Regions from separate parts of the Homo sapiens genome. Here region 2 is linked to region 1. Evidence: chromatin contacts called from ENCODE Hi-C or POLR2A ChIA-PET data. All regions are on one chromosome and are shown on one strand. Each heading gives the region's core, a stretch centred on a gene start or an enhancer-like site at or near the end of the contact. The rest is flanking DNA. Distances are from core to core; before and after follow the strand shown. Region 1 holds the start of SCN1B (sodium voltage-gated channel beta subunit 1). Region 2 overlaps HPN-AS1 (HPN antisense RNA 1).

Evidence for each region. A loop is a pair of places that touch in the nucleus more often than their neighbours do. ChIA-PET counts read pairs that join two places held with the same protein, here RNA polymerase II (POLR2A). Pooled maps may share reads with other maps.
Region 2: POLR2A ChIA-PET joins it to region 1 with 14 read pairs in activated B cell. The contact joins the enhancer-like site here to the promoter of SCN1B in region 1. A Hi-C loop is called at or near these places in 3 of 168 maps with a recorded cell type or tissue (CD4-positive, alpha-beta memory T cell, naive thymus-derived CD4-positive, alpha-beta T cell and vagina) and 11 of 50 pooled maps. POLR2A ChIA-PET finds 5 or more read pairs at or near these places in 6 of 52 experiments (A549, CD4-positive, alpha-beta T cell, H1 and 3 more).

Annotation. Positions count from the first base shown.
Region 1 is chr19:35,024,826-35,031,952 of GRCh38, forward strand. It overlaps SCN1B (sodium voltage-gated channel beta subunit 1), which reads left to right and starts at 5,645. Exons shown (of 6, transcript NM_001037.5): 1 at 5,645-6,035. The coding sequence starts at 5,996. It overlaps GRAMD1A (GRAM domain containing 1A), which reads left to right. Exons shown (of 20, transcript NM_020895.5): 20 at 1,224-1,644. The coding sequence ends at 1,316. RefSeq lists silencers at 5,615-5,774, 6,114-6,222.
Region 2 is chr19:35,084,760-35,092,625 of GRCh38, forward strand. HPN-AS1 (HPN antisense RNA 1) reads right to left here. Exons shown (of 4, transcript NR_024562.1): 3 at 2,197-2,341. It overlaps LOC124904701 (hepatitis A virus cellular receptor 1-like), which reads left to right and starts at 6,189. Exons shown (of 3, transcript XR_007067238.1): 1 at 6,189-6,361. It also overlaps the pseudogene LOC100420797. RefSeq lists enhancers at 1-173, 1,460-1,509, 1,620-1,729, 5,763-6,300. Within about 2 kb of position 1,317, at least 6 of the 41 ENCODE cell types and tissues checked have a DNase peak (open chromatin) inside an H3K27ac peak, as active enhancers do.

The sequences.
Region 1 (7,127 bases), core at 4,395-6,894:
TTGCCCAGGCTGGAGTGCAGTGGCACGATCATGGCTCATCGCTGCCTCGAACTCCTGACTCAAGTGATCCTCCTGCCTCAGCATCCTGAGTAGCTGGGACTATAGGCAGGCACCACCACACCTGGCCAATTTTAAAATTTTTTGTAGAGACCAGAGTCTCACCATGTTGCCCAGGCTGGTCTCAAACTCCTGGCCTCAGGCAATCCTCCCGCCTCGGCCTCCCAAAGTCCTGGGATTGCAGGTGTGATCCACCACGCCTGGCCCTGAGTTAAATTTTTATCATTTTCCTCTCTGTCAAACTGCTAAGGGTGCAGAGTTGACGTCACAGATTGGTGCTCACAGTAGATGTAGACTGAGCACTTACCTGCAGCTGGGCTGTTCTAGGTTTTAAGCATGACTGCTTTATCCCCACAGCCAGCCTTTGAGAAGATGCTCTTGTTATCCCAGTTTTTTTGAGACAGTCTCGATCTGTCACCCAGGCTGGCGTGCAGTGGTGCGACCTCTGCCTTCCAGGTTAAAGCGATTCTCGTGCCTCAGCTTCCCAGGTAGCTGGGATTACAGGCACCCGCCACCACGCCTGGCTAATTTTTGTATTTTTAGTAGAGACGGGCTTTCACCATGTTGGCCAGGCTGGTCTTGAACTCCTGACCTTAAGTGATCCACCGGTCTCAGCCTCCCAAAGTGCTGAGATTACACGCATGAGGCACTGTGCCCGGCCGTTATCCCGGTTTTATACATAGGTAGGCGATATGAGGCATCCAGAGGTTCGAGGAGCTCAGGAGCTTGCCCGAGGTCACAGAGTGGGTAATGGTGACAGCTAACATGTGCTGAGCACTTAGTGTACACCAGGTTCTCAGTGCTCTTCAGAACCCTGAAATAATCCTGTGGAGCAGATGTGTTATAGACCCGTATTTCAAATGAGGGGATTTTGGCTCAGGGTGGTTACGGGACTTGCCTGAGGTTAACTGAGGTAACAAGCAGCAGAGCCAGGATTTGAACCTAGGCCATCGGGGTCACAGGCACACACTAAGCCCCTTCCTCTGCTGCCTCTGAGAAGTTAAACTGGGTGCAGCATGGCTGTGCTCTTTTCACCAAGGGACCCTGGGGTGGGGCAGTATGGCCTCTAGACCGTCCTCAGTTTCTCAATGGCAAGGTGGGGGTGGGCGACATCACCCCCCAGCCTCCAGCGTTCACCCCCGACCCTGCTCACCTCCTCCCCGCAGATGAAGTTCTCGCTGGAGAAGCTGCACCAAGGCATCACAGTCTCAGACCCTCCCTTTGACACCCAGCCCCGGCCCGATGACAGCTTTTCCTGAGGACCCCGGCCACGCAGCTGTTCCCCCACATGGACAGATGGACACACAGAGCCTCGGCGGCCACTGCTGGCACGGTGTGAGCGCCAGGCATCTCCCACCCGCCCCTCCCGACGGCCCAACCAGGGGCTGTGCAGACGTGGGGACCACGGAACCGAGATGCACTTTAGACCAGGGAGCTGGCCCGGCCTCTGGCAGGCCCCCCACTAACTTATTTTGCCCGGCTGAGGTTGTGGGGGGCGCCTCCTGGGGTGCACGATTCCCTCAGCTCTGGGTTTAATGTATTATATTTATTTGGGGCCGACAGTGCCCCAATAAAGGGTCAGAAGTGGCTGTGGCTGTGCCTGTGGGGCCCTGGGAGTGGGTGGGAGCCTCCTGTTGCACTCAGATCCTGCCATGGTGGGGAGGGGACCTCTGTCTGTGTTCTGGGGCCATAGTCACTGAAACGATCTGGAATTCCCGCAGCATCTTACACAAGCTTTACATCATCTGAGGTCAACGCAGGAACTCCGGGGACAGACCGTGGTAGCTGGAGTTCAAATCCTGCTTCCTAGCAGTGGTGTAAATGCAGCAGGTCAGCCCCCTGGAGCTCCAGTGAGCTTTCCTGTGCAATGGGTAGAATGGCAGTAGCTGTCTCTCAGGGTTGTTAGAAGGCAGTGGTTCTCAAACTTGAGCTGCATTCGAATCTCCTGGAGAGCTTGATGAAAAACAGACTGTGGGCCCCTCCCTCCAAATTTCTGGTTCAGTAGGTCTGGGGCAGGGCTGGGATTCTGCCTTTATAACGAGTTCCCAGGAGTTGCTCATGGTGCCATCCCAGACGACACTTTGGTTTTTTGTTTGTTTGTTTTAAGTTAGGGTCTCTGTCGCCCAGGCTGGAGTGCAGTGGCACAAACATGGCTCACAGCAGCTTCGACCTCCTGTGCTCAAGCCATCCTCCCACCTCAGCCTTCTGAGTAGCTTGGACTACAGGTGTAAGCCACCACGCCCGGCTAATTTTTTATTTCTTTTTGGAGATGGGATCTCACTGTGTTGCCCAGGCCAGTCTTGAACTCCTGGCCTCAAGCGATCCTCCCGCCTCAGCTTCCCAAAGTGTTGAGATTTCAGGCGTGAGCCACCACGCCCAGCCCCAGACCACACTTTGAGAACCACTATTATAGGTTCAAGGAGTTCATAAATGTGGCTACTTATAACAGGGCCCGGCACAGATGGAATGGAGTAAGTATTCAATAAATGTTACACTTATTGCATAAAAATAGAGGGAAAAAAGTAACTCGCGTAGTGAGTACCAAGTACGTACGTACCCAGCTCTGTGCCAAGATCTGATGTTCATTTTATTCTCACAGTGATTCCATGAGGTGGAGACAAAGATGTACACGCCCGAGGCTACCCAGCAGGGAGGCAGACTCCAGGCCTGACCCCTGGGGTCTCCACATTTACATGCAAGGTCCTAACCCCCTCAGGACCCCACCACAGCCCATTCAGGCTGACGTTGGTTGGATTCCTGTTTTACAGATGAGGAAATGAGCTTGGAGGCAAAGTCCCTGGTCCAGAAAGAACCCAGGTCCACCTCACGCAAACCTTGTCCTGGTTCCAGAGGGAGTATGTGGGGTAGAGACACCTTTGGCATGTCACACCCCCGGCTATAAGAATCATCCTAACTGATGGCTTGGAGCAGGGGACTGGAGGAGGGTTTGGAGAGTGGATCAGGAGTGGCATAGGAGGCAGAGCCAGCCTCTCCTATCCTCTAGTTGTGTGATCATGGCAAGGTACCCATGCTGAGCCTCAGTCTTCTATATCTGTAATATGGGTGTAATAATAATACCACCTATAGGAAAAATTAAATGAGCTAATGTTAGTAAAGTGCTTAGAATGCTTAGAACAGCACCAAGCCCATACATAGTAGGTGCTCACTGAACATAGCTTATAGGGCCGTGAGGTGCCTCCTGTCCAGTGCTGAGGCCTGTCCTCACTGTGCCTTCACCTACCATCCCCCACCAGTGGAAGGGCCCGGAACAGCAAGAGGGTTATTCTCTGCAGGGGAATTTCACAGCTCAGAAGGTGCTGGCGTAAAAGTCTAGACCACAGAGGTGTCGGATGTCCCTGGCTCCCTGCCCCTCTGCCATGGTCCTGCCCCACACCCTGGCTCCTCTTGCCTGGCAGGGCTGGGCCAGGGGGATTCTGAGACCTTACCCCACCCGGAATTGGAGGCTAGGATCTGGGTAGTGACCCTTCAGCCGAGAGTCTCACTCCCACCCTGGTCCTGACAGCCCAGAACTCCCATCTCCATTCTCTCAATTTGGCAGAACCTACTGGTAGGACAGGCCACTCACCACTGCTGGGGCAGGATTCCACATCCATCCTAGGCCAGCTACATGACTCTGGGCAGGGGCACGGCCCTCTCCCAGCCTCAGTTTCTTCATCTGTAAAATGGGGATAATAGAACTTGCTGAAGGTTTGGGGCAGTAGAAGTGGGTTCTGCAAATCCCAAGGACTTAGTGAACATTGGCATTCATTTATTTGTTTGACAAATATTGATTGAGTACCTACAATGTGCCAGGAACAGTTCAAGGTGCAAGAGACACAAGACAATATCCTCACCTGGGAGATTTTTTTTTTTTTTTTTTTTTTTTTTTTTTACATGGAGTCTCACTCTGTCACCAGGCTGGAGTGCAGTGGTGTGATCTCGGCTCATTGCCACCTCTGCCTCCCGGGTTCAAGCGATTCTCCTGCCTCAGCCTCCTGAGTAGCTGGGACTACAGGCATGTGCCCCCACGCCCAGCTAATTTTTGTATTTTTAGTAGAGATGGGGTTTCACCATGTTGGCCAGGATGGTCTCGATCTCTTGACCTCGTGATCCGCCCACCTCGGCCTCCCAGAATGCTGGAATTACAAGCGTGAGCCACTGCGCCCGGCCTTTTTTTTTGAGACGGAGTTTCGCTCTTGTTGCCCAGGCTGGAGTGCAGTGATGCGATCTTGGCTCACTGCAACCTCTGCCTCCCGGGTTCAAGCGATTCTTCCTCAGCCTCCCAAGTAACTGGGATTACAGGTGCCCACCACCACTCCCAGCTAATTTTTTTTGTATTGTTAGTAGAGACGGGGTTTCACCATGCTCGTCAGGCTGGTCTCGAACTCCTGTCCTCAGGTGATCTGCCCCCCTTGGCCTCCCAAAGTGCTGGGATAGCGGGGGGCGGCTCACATCTGTAATCCCAGCATGGTCAACATGGTGAAACCCTGTCTCTACTAAAAAATAAAAAAATTAGCCAGGCATGATGGTGCACACCTGTACTCCCAGCTACTTGGGAGGTTGCGGCAGGATAATCGCTTGAACCCGGGAGGCGGAGGTTGCAGTGAGACGAGATCAGCCACTGCACTCCAGCCTGGGCAACAGAGCCAGACCCTATCTCAAAAAAAAAAAAAAAAAAAAAAAAAAAAAAAGAACATAATGTCAGGTAGTGAGGCTGCTGTGGAAAACACTCAACAAGAGGTAAAGAGTAAAGGAGGTCAGGTTAGGAGCGGGGAAGGCAGTTTACCCTGAAGGGACACAGAAGACCTGACGAAGGTGACATTGGAGCCATGGAGGCCCACGGAGAGGGGCGGGGCAGGGGGGGAGAGCCGGGGCAGAGGGGAGAGCTGGGGCCAAGGCCCTGAGGCAGGAACGGGTTCCCTGTGTTGGGAACAGCAGGAGGGCCTGAACAGCCAGAGTGGAGTGGGAGGAAAGAGGGGTAGAAGGTGACATCAGGGACATAAATGGGTGCAGGGGATCACGAAGGGGTCCTCCTCCTGAAACAGCACCTCCAGATTCCCGGGGCTGCTTCTCTCCAGGGTGCCCCGCCTGCTTGGGTGAGGTCCGGATTGTAGCTGTAGTCCTAGCCTGACGGCCCCCCACCCTCCTCTAATGCCTACTTGGGGTCCCTGCACATTGACCCCCAGGCCTGGATATCAGGGCTCAGGGGAGATAACTTGGAGGTTCGCCCTCTGGAACTCCTGAGGATGACCTCCATCATTTGAAGTCGGAAACCCGGCCCCCAAACTGCGCTCTAAGTCCTCCTGTGACTCTGGGGGTGACCTTTCCAGACTCCCTGGGAAGGTGGGGGGGGGGGGGTGGTCCTCAGAGCCCCAGCGGGGTCGGAGACACACAGACCACCCTCCCCGTTCCCAGAAGTCGCGGTCCCTGCGCCACCCGGAGAGGCCGGTGCAGCGGGCGCCTCCCGGGCCGCTGCGGCAAAGGCTGGGCGGCCGCGCCTTCCCCCCGCGGTGATTCATCCCGCCCCCTCCCTCTCCTCCCTCGTCCCTCCCTAGGCCGCCGCCGCCGCCGCCGCCGCCGCCGCTGCAGTGCGCAGGAGACCGCGGTCCGCGCCCGAGCGCGCCCGAGCCGGAGCGGGACCGGGGTCGGTGCACCTAGCGGATGTGCCCGGCTGCGCGCGCCAGCGCAGCAGCCCGAGCAGCGGCCGCCGCCCGCGCGGCGGGGATGCCCGGACGCCGGGCCCCGGGGCTGGGCCCCCGGCGGTAACCGGAGCGGGGGGGCCGCGCCCCCCCTCCTCCCCCCTCGCCGGTCCCAGAGCCGCAGCTGCTGCGCCCGCGCGCTCCCGGGGACATTCTAACCGCCGCCAGGTCCCGCCGCCTCTCGCCCCGCTATTAATACCGGCGGCCCGGGAGGGGGGCGCAGCACGCGCCGCGCAGCCATGGGGAGGCTGCTGGCCTTAGTGGTCGGCGCGGCACTGGGTGAGTGCGCGGGGGGCGCGCGCGGCCGGGGGGCACCGCGGGGGCACTGGCGGGGCGGCGGGAGTGGCGCTCGGGACACGGGGCAGCCGCGCGAGGGCCACCCCCGGCCCATCCCCGGGCCCCGCCAAGTCAGCTTCAGAAGTTGTGCGCGCGGGAGCCGGGCTTGGGGAGGGCAGTGGAGGTGAGGGTGGGCTCCAGCGGGTGGGGGCCGGGCTGGCACAGCCTGGCGGCTGCAGGCGCCCAGCCGGGGGCGAGGAAACGCGGAGTCAGCTGCTCCCGGAGCCCCGCAGGCTGCAATGTGACACCCACAGCCGCGGGAGGGGGGTGGGGGGAAGGCGGCGCCCGGAGACTGGGACGGGAAAGACGGAGGGACAGGGAGAGATGAAGACGGGAGGAAGGGGGCGAGAGACAGAGAAGGACTCGGAGCGCACCGGAGTGGTCCGCTGGGATGCTGGGGACATGGGGGTCAAGGGGGAGACGGAGACAGAGAGAGGGGTATTGGAGAGAGAGAGAGAGAGAGAGAGTTAAGAGACTGAGCGCGATGGAGAAAGGGAAACTTGAGAAAGGCAGAAGGAGATGGAGAGAAGAGAGAGGGAGATGCGGGTGCCCGTGAACACCGGGAGAGAATCTTGCATGGAGTTTGAAAAGGGATAGACGTAGAAAGGTGGAAAGAGATTAGGAGAGGTCTCCTTCTGAGCCCAGAGAGTGGACAAAAAGTGGAGGGACCTTCAGAGAGACCCCTGAGAGGGACAAAGATAGGAGGGACTGAGACAGAGGCCCTCAGGGAGTCTGAAAGGGACCGCAGGGGAGGCGGATGGATGAGAAGTCCTGAGGATCAGGAAACAAGGACAGCACAGGGCTGCAGCAGAAGAGACACAGCGTTAGCTACAGAGTGCTGGGAGGCAGAAAGGAGGTGCCAGGTAAGAGTGTGAAGGAATTCTAAGACTGGAATTCAGTGGGCTGCAAAAGCCCTGGGGCAGGAGAGAGCTCAGGAAAGCTTTGAGTAGTGGATGGGGTTGGGGTGGGAAGAGCTCTAGAGGCGAGGAGCCTGGGGAAGAGGGGATGATGGAGGCAGGAGAGGCCGGGGAGGGG
Region 2 (7,866 bases), core at 67-2,566, 56 kb after region 1:
GAGCGGGGAGGCGGGGGGACATTCCAGGCAGCAGGAATCCAGGAAACCCATCCAGGAAGGGTGCAGGTGTCTCCTCCAGCCCCCAGACTCTGGGTGCTCAAATTAAGATGAACTTTGAGCTGGAATATCTCCCACATCCCACCCAGGACATTTCTCCTTTTCTGACTTTCTTTATTAATCCTGAGACTGGGGGACACCCCCACTCCGCCAGCGCACACACACACACACACACACACACACACACAAAACCCTCCCCAGCAATCTCTCCTCCAGTATGTTTTTCCCCTGATCTGTGAAACCCCCAAAGACAAGGGTTAGGGATGGGGTCTCTCTTGGTCACCAGTGTGTCACCAGAACCTACCATAAGGCATTTAAAAGCATAGGTTAGGGCTGGGCACAGTGGCTCACACCTGTAATTCCAGTACTTTGGGAGGCCGAGGTGGGTGGATCACTTGAGGTCAGGAGTTCAAGACCAGCCTGACCAACATGGTGAAACCTTGTCTCTACTGAAAATACAAAAAAAAAAAAAAAAAATTAGCTGGGTGTGGTGGTGTGCACTGGCTGAGGCGGGAGGATCGCTTGAACCCAGGTGGAGGTGGAGGCTGCAGTCAGCCAAGATGGTGCCACTGCACTTCAGCCTGGGTGACAGAGCAAGACTCTGTCTCAAAAACATAAAAAAAATGAAAAAGCATAGGTCAGATCTCATCAGATTCCTGATTAAAAGCATCCCTGGGTCCCCCTTACCTCTGGGATGAAAACTGACCTCCAAGCCTCCTCCTAAGAGGCCCCCACAGCGGCCTCTCTCTGCTCACCCTGCCTCCTCCTACACTGGCTTTGTCTAGCTCACTCCACACCGAGGGTCCAGCCACACTGGCCTCTCTGCTGTCCCTGGACCACGCCAAATGCCTTCCCACCCCTGGGTCTTTGCATCTGCTGTTCCCCCGGCCTGGAATGCTCTTTCCCAGACGTACACACGGCTGGCTCCTTCCATCATTCAGGCCTCAGCTCCAATGTCACCTCTGCAGAGAGGCCTCCCTAGCCACTGTCCTCAAATCAGCCCATGGGGCTCAGCCACTCTGCGCTACCTAAAGCTGGGTAACACAGATCTAACCCAGTTTCTCAATCCAAAATTATCTTTTATTTATTGCTAGTTTGTCGCCCATTTCCCCCCTCTAGAATAGGCCAGCACACTTTTATGATAAAAGGCCAGATAATAAATATTTTAGGCTTTCAGGGCCACACTCTGCCACAACTACTCAAAGCTTCTGTTGTAACATAAGAACAGTCATAGACAATACACGAACCGGCGAGCTGGCTTTCATGAAGACATTATTTATAGACACCGGAATTTGAATTTTACATGATTTTCACACCTCACAAAATTTCCTCTTTTGGTTTCTTTTTTTCTAACCACTTAAACATGTAAAGACTATTTAGATTGTAGGCTGTGCCAAAACAGGTGGAGGGCCAGATTTGGGCCCAAGGGTGAAGCTTGTCAACGTCTGCCCTAGAACATCTGTTTTATGAGGTCAGGGATCTCTGTCTTGGTCATTGCTGTGTCCCCAGGCCCTGGGATGTTCCCGGCATGTAGTGGATGCCAAAGTTGAACAAATATGTGCTATAGAAAAGGCTTCGACACATTCATTAATTCTTCCAACAAATATCCATTGAGGTTTGCCGTGAGCTGGGCTCTGGGGAGATAGCAGGGAACATAATTTGAACGTGGGGCAGTGAGTTGACATCCTTGCATTGAATGACTTGTGTTCCTCCAGAGCTGACCTGGCCCCCCGACAGCCACTACGAGCTGTGTGGCTTCTCCTGTCCCAGCTCCTGCACCGAGCCTGCCCTGCCCGACAGCTGTCTGACACCATGCCAGGATGGCTGCCAGTGTGACCCAGGATTTGTGCTCAGTGGCACGGACTGCTTGACCCCCATCCAGTGCAGCTGCTCCATGGGGGGCAGATACCACCTGGCCGGGGAGCCATTCTGGGCTAGGGAGCACTGTGAGCAATTCTGCCACTGCGAGGCTTCCACCCATGCTGTGTGCTGCTCCCCCTCCTCCTGTGGGCCAGGGCAGAGATGTGGGACCCTAAGGGGCATCTTTGGGTGCCACCCATTCTCCCCTGGCACCTGCCAAGCAGCCGGGCACTCACACATCATCACCTTTGATGGGAAAACTGTTGAGTTCTCAGGTACCTGTGTGTCCGTCTTTGCCGAATCCTGTGGCTCTTCCGGCTCACTGCCATTCTTCAGGATACAGCTGTGAAAGGAGAACAGATCCAGCAGCCCCCTCATGCTCATCTTGGAGGTGTCTGTCCAGGTTAATGGGACCCAGGTCCACCTGCGGAGGGACAGCCCAGGCATGGCTCAGATAAGCACCAGCTTTGGGACGTGTCGTTTCTAGGAACCCCAACCCTTCACCCAAACCCATAGGCCCAAGGGAAAAACTTATTCTGTCTCCATTATTTCTACATTTTACCTCTATTTTCTGATTATATGCCCATTTTTGACTATATCCATCAGATGCATTCAGCTAATATAACAGAAACACTCTCAGACCAGCTTAAGAAAAAAAAGAATTACTGATTTACACAATTGAAAAAAAAAATCTACAGGTGTATGGATTCAGGCATAGCTGGACCCAGGTGCTTGAACAATATGTCTCAAATCTGTCTCAATTTCTGGGCTCTCCTTTCCTTCATTTTCAGACAGGCACCATCCCATCCCACCTTGTAGGGACAAGGACAGCTGCCAGGTTAGCAAATGTCACTGGAGGAAAAGTGTCCCTCACTGGCCCAGCTTGAGTCATGTGACCACCCCTGAATCCCTGATGGACTAGCTGATTGGCTGGGCCTGGGTCATGTGCTGGAAGTTAGGATAGGATTGACTTTCTGTGAACCACATGGATTGATTTTGGAGGGGTGAGTTCTCAGGGAAATCCAGAGAAAGGAGAAATGAATGCAGAACAGGATAAAACAAGAGATGGTCACTATTATAGTTATGTCCTTGTTCCTTCATCTAAAAATGTTTTACATGTATTGGTACGGTGGCTTACATCTGTAATCCTAACACTTTGGGAGGCCAAGGCAGGTGGATCCCTTGAGCCCAGGAGTTCAAGACCAGCCTGTCTCAAGCAGGCAATATAGCGAGACCCCGTATCTAAAAAAGAATTAGGTGGGTGTGTTGGCGCACGCTTATAGTCCCAGCTTATAGTCCCAGCTACTTAAGAGGCTGAGGTGGGAAGATCGCATGAACACAGGAGTTCATGGCTGCAGTGTGCCATGATTGTGCCACTGCATCCAGCCTGAGGGTCAGAGTGAGACCCTATATCAAAAAAAATCAACATTTTTCACGTATTTGAACACCTACTATGTGCCAAGCAACACTGACCCAACTGTGGTCCTATGCTCCCGAGCCTTCCTTTGATTCTGCCTGCTCCTTAGGTGAATGGTGAGACAACAGCCCTCCCCGTAAGCCTGAATGGGGGCAGCCTTGCCGTCCACTGGAATGGCCTCTTCTCCCTGCTGCAGTCAGACTTTGGCCTCTGGCTCAGCACAGATCTCACCTACAGCCTTACCCTCACCCTGCCCCACCTCTACAAGGGTCACACCTGTGGGCTCTGAGGCAACTTCAACTGCAACCCCAGTGAGGACGCTAAGGCTGACATTACCTTGGAGAAGCAGAGCAAGGCTTGTAGGGACAGCTGTGGGGCTGCCTGTCCAGTCTCAGTCTGCAATGACCAGGGGCAGATTGTGTCAGCCAGGAGGCAGTGCTGGCTCCTGCAGGACCCCCAGGACCCTTCAGCCACTGCCACTGGGAGATCAACCCAGACCCATATGTTTCCAGCTGTGTCGATGATTTGTGTCTTGCTGGGGATGATGACCACATCCTCTGCCTGGCCCTGCAGACATATGCCGCCATCTGCCAGGGCGCCAACATCACCATCAGGCACTAGAGGAATTCTTCCTTCTGTGGTGAGTCATGGTTGAGCAGGGCAGGAATTCATCTGCATGCTCTGTATGGCCACACACAGACTGACATCCTTCTGTACTCCTGGGCTGCCTGAGTGCCCCAACCACTTCCCATATTCCCAATTCCAGCACAGGAAGGCCTTCCAGGTTCTCCTCCTAGGCTCCAGCTGGACGCATGTGGATTGGTAGGGGGCCTGTATGCTACCGACTGTTATGTTTTTTTTTGTTTTTTGTTTTTTTTGAGACAGAGTCTCACTCTGTCACCCACGCTGGAGTGCAGTGACTTGTTCTTAGCTCACTGCAACCTCCTCCTCTCGGGTTCAAACTATTCTTCTGCCTCAGCCTCCCAAGTAGCTGGGATTACAGGTGCCCGCCATCACGCCCAGATGATTTTTTGTATTTTTAGTAGAGATGGGGTTTCACCATGTTGGCCAGGCTGGTCTCGAACTCCTGACCTCAGGTGATCCGCCCACCTCGGCCTCCCAAAGTGCTGGGATTACAGGTATGAGCCATGGCACCCAGCCCGCTATGTATTTTGAATACCACCCTGGGTTGACTGGATCCCTGGCCCCCTGTCAAGGGGATGTCCTTTTCCACCCTCAGAATGCCTGACCTGAGATGCCACAATAATAATCCCAACAACTGCTAATACTTATTGAACATCTACAATGTCCCAGGCATGGGGCCGAAGGCTCTGTGTACCTCTTGCCGCCACTGTCTCAGAAACACCCTGCAAGTGAGAGGCAATGACTGTTATTATTCCCACTTTACATTTGGGAAAACAGAGGCTCACAGAGGTAAAGCCATTTGTCTACTGCTAATCACAACAGACAGAGTTGAGACTTGAACTAAGACTTTCTTTCTCCAGAGACAAAAGAAGTTTTATTACTAGCCATATCATCTAATTCTTTCTTTCTTATTTAACTATTATGGAAAATTTGAACATAAAAGTAGAGAGAATAGCCTATTGAATGCCCCTGTACCCAGAAGGCAGCCTCAACAACAGCCAAGTTGTGGCCGACCTGTGTCCACCTCCACCCCTCCCTTATTGATTTATTTTGTGTAAAGCAAATCCCAGACAACGTGTAAACCTGTAAATACTCCAGCATTATTTTTTTTAATAGATAAGGACTTTTAAAAAGAAAAAAACCTGCTGTGGCCGGGCGCGTGGCTCACGCTCACACCTGTAATCCCAGCACTTTGGGAGGTCGAGGCAGGCGGATCACCTGAGGTAGGGAGTTTGAGACCAGCCTGACCAACATGGAGAAACCCCGTCTCTACTAAAAATACAAAATTAGCCGGCGTGGTGCTGCATGCCTGTAATCCCAGCTACTCGGGAGGCTGAGGCAGGAGGATCACTTGAACCTGGGAGGCGGAAGTTGCGGTGAGCTAAGATTGCGCCATTGCACTCCAGCCTGGGCAACAAGAGCGAAACTCCGTCTCAAAAAACAAAGACAAAACAAACAAACAAAAAAACCTGCTGTGATTTGCTCACACCTAACAAAATAAGCAGTAATTCCCAGATATCATGAAAAGCCTAGTCCATGTTCAGATTTTTCTGATCGTTCCTAAAACATCCGGCTTTCCTCCCTTGCACCAAAGCTTTGCTGGCCCCTAATGCTTGCCCATTAAGGGTTCCTAGCTGGTTCCAACATTAGGGGCGCAATCGGGGCAGGTCATGTTCTACGGGGTGGGGGTGGAAGGTGCCGCTTTCTTGCTCAACCAACAGGCAACAAAAGCCTGTCCGATACCATCCTGGGGATCAAGACACCCCTAAAACCAGGTTCTAACCCACCTATGTTAGATCCAAATGTGAATCTCTGACACCTGGGCCGTAGGGAACCCTCAAAGGGTTTGGAATAGGGAAGGCGGGGAGCGGGGTGGAGTGGGGGGGAGGTAAGACAGTGTTCATGGAGTGAGAAAGGTGGGCCACCTAGGGGCTATTTCTGGAATAACAATAGGTCGCATTTATCCAAGGTTCCCAGGGTGCCAGGCGCTGTCCCAACCACTTAATTTATTTTAACTTGCTTAACCCTCAAAGTCAGTTTGAGGTCAGTACTCTTTTCGGAGAGATGGGTACGGAGTCCTGGAGAGGTTAAGCACCACGACAGAGCCGAGATTTTAAGCACTCGGTCAGGGAGTTGGGCAAATGTGGCCTGCAGATCATGTTTCCTTACCCGCGCTTTTTCTCCTCCCTGCATAGCCGCCACGTGTCCTAAGCACAGCAGCTACCAGCAACGCTTGGACCCGCGCCGGGTGCAGCTCTGCGTCCCCGCGGCCGCCCTGCCTGCTCCGAGGGCTGCGCCAACGATAACGCGCACCTGTGGGCAGGGGCCAGGTGCCGGCACCCGAAGGAGTGCGGCTCGGCGCACGGCGGCCCCTCCTACCAGGTGAGCTGGGGGCAGGGTCTTGCTGTTGTGAGGGGGTCGGCCCATCATGGGGGTCAGGGAGCCCCCAAAACATGCCAGGGATGGGCGCCCAATCCGGGACACCTATATTCAATTGTGCGGATGGCACATTGTGGGTTCACAATGTGTTGACCTGCTTTATTATTGATGATTCCAATACTGCTACTAGTTACTAAGGTCATTCCCTGTGTGCTAAGTGCTTAATAATATTATTATTGGCTGGGTGCGGTGGCTCACGCCTGTAATCTGAGCGCTTTGGGAGGCCGAGGCCGGCGGATCACCTGAGGTCAGGAGTGTGAGACCAGCCTGGCCAACACGGCGAAACCCCATTCTACTAAAAACACAAAAATTAGCTGGATGTTGTGGTCCACGCCTATAATCTCAGCTACTTGGGAGGTTGAGGCAGGAGAATCGCTTGAGCCCGGAAGGAGGAAGCTGCAGTGAGCCGAGAAGGCGCCACTGTACTCCAGCCTGGGCAACAGAGCGAGACTCTGTCTCAAAAAATATATGTATTATTATTATTACTGTCAGCACTATTGACTTTTTAAAATATTAGCCATCACTTATTGAGTGCATAGCCCCCACTACACACTTTGGCAATGTAATAGTAGTAATAATAACAATAATCAAAACAGCTCATTTTATTTATCATTAATAGGTACAAGACTCTGTCCTAAATGTTTTAGCATTGTGGTCAGTGCTATTTTTTGTTTATTTTTATTTTTTTATTTTTATTTTATTTATTTATTTATTTTTTTGACACAGGGTCTTGCTCTGTTGCTGGGGCTAGAGTGCACGGGCGCCATCTTAGCTCACTGCAGCTTCAAATTCCCTGGCTCAAATGATACTCCCCCTCAGTCACCTGAGTAGCTGGGACTTCAGTTGCGTGCCACCATGTCTGGCTAATTTTTAAATTTTTTGTAGAGATGAGGTCTGACCGTATCGCCCAGGCTGGTCTCAAACTCCTGGACTCAAGGGATCCTTCTGCCTCAGCCTCGCAAAGTACTAGGATTACAGGCATCAGCCACCACACCCAAACCATTTGTATTATTTTGATGGCCAACATTTGAGTAGTGATCACACATCAGGTCCCATACTGCTAATAATAATAATTAAAATGTGGCCAGGCGCGGCGGCTCATGCCTATAATCCCAGAACTTTGGGAGGCTGAGGCGAGTGGATCACCTGAGGTCAGGAGTTCTAGACCAGCCTAGCCAACATGGTAAAACCCAGTCTCTACTAAAAATACAAAAATTAGCTGGGCGTGGTGGTGTAGCAGGACGAGCTGCAGACAAAACCCCTCAGACACTGAGTTAAGGAAGGAAGGGCTTTATTTGGCCAGGAGCATCGGCAAGACTCACGTCTCAAAAAACCGAGCTCCCCGAGTGAGCAATTCCTGTCCCTTTTAAGGGCTCGCAACTCTAAGAGGGTCCACGTGAGAGGGTCGTGATCTATTGAACAAGCAGGGGGTATGTGACTGGGGGCTG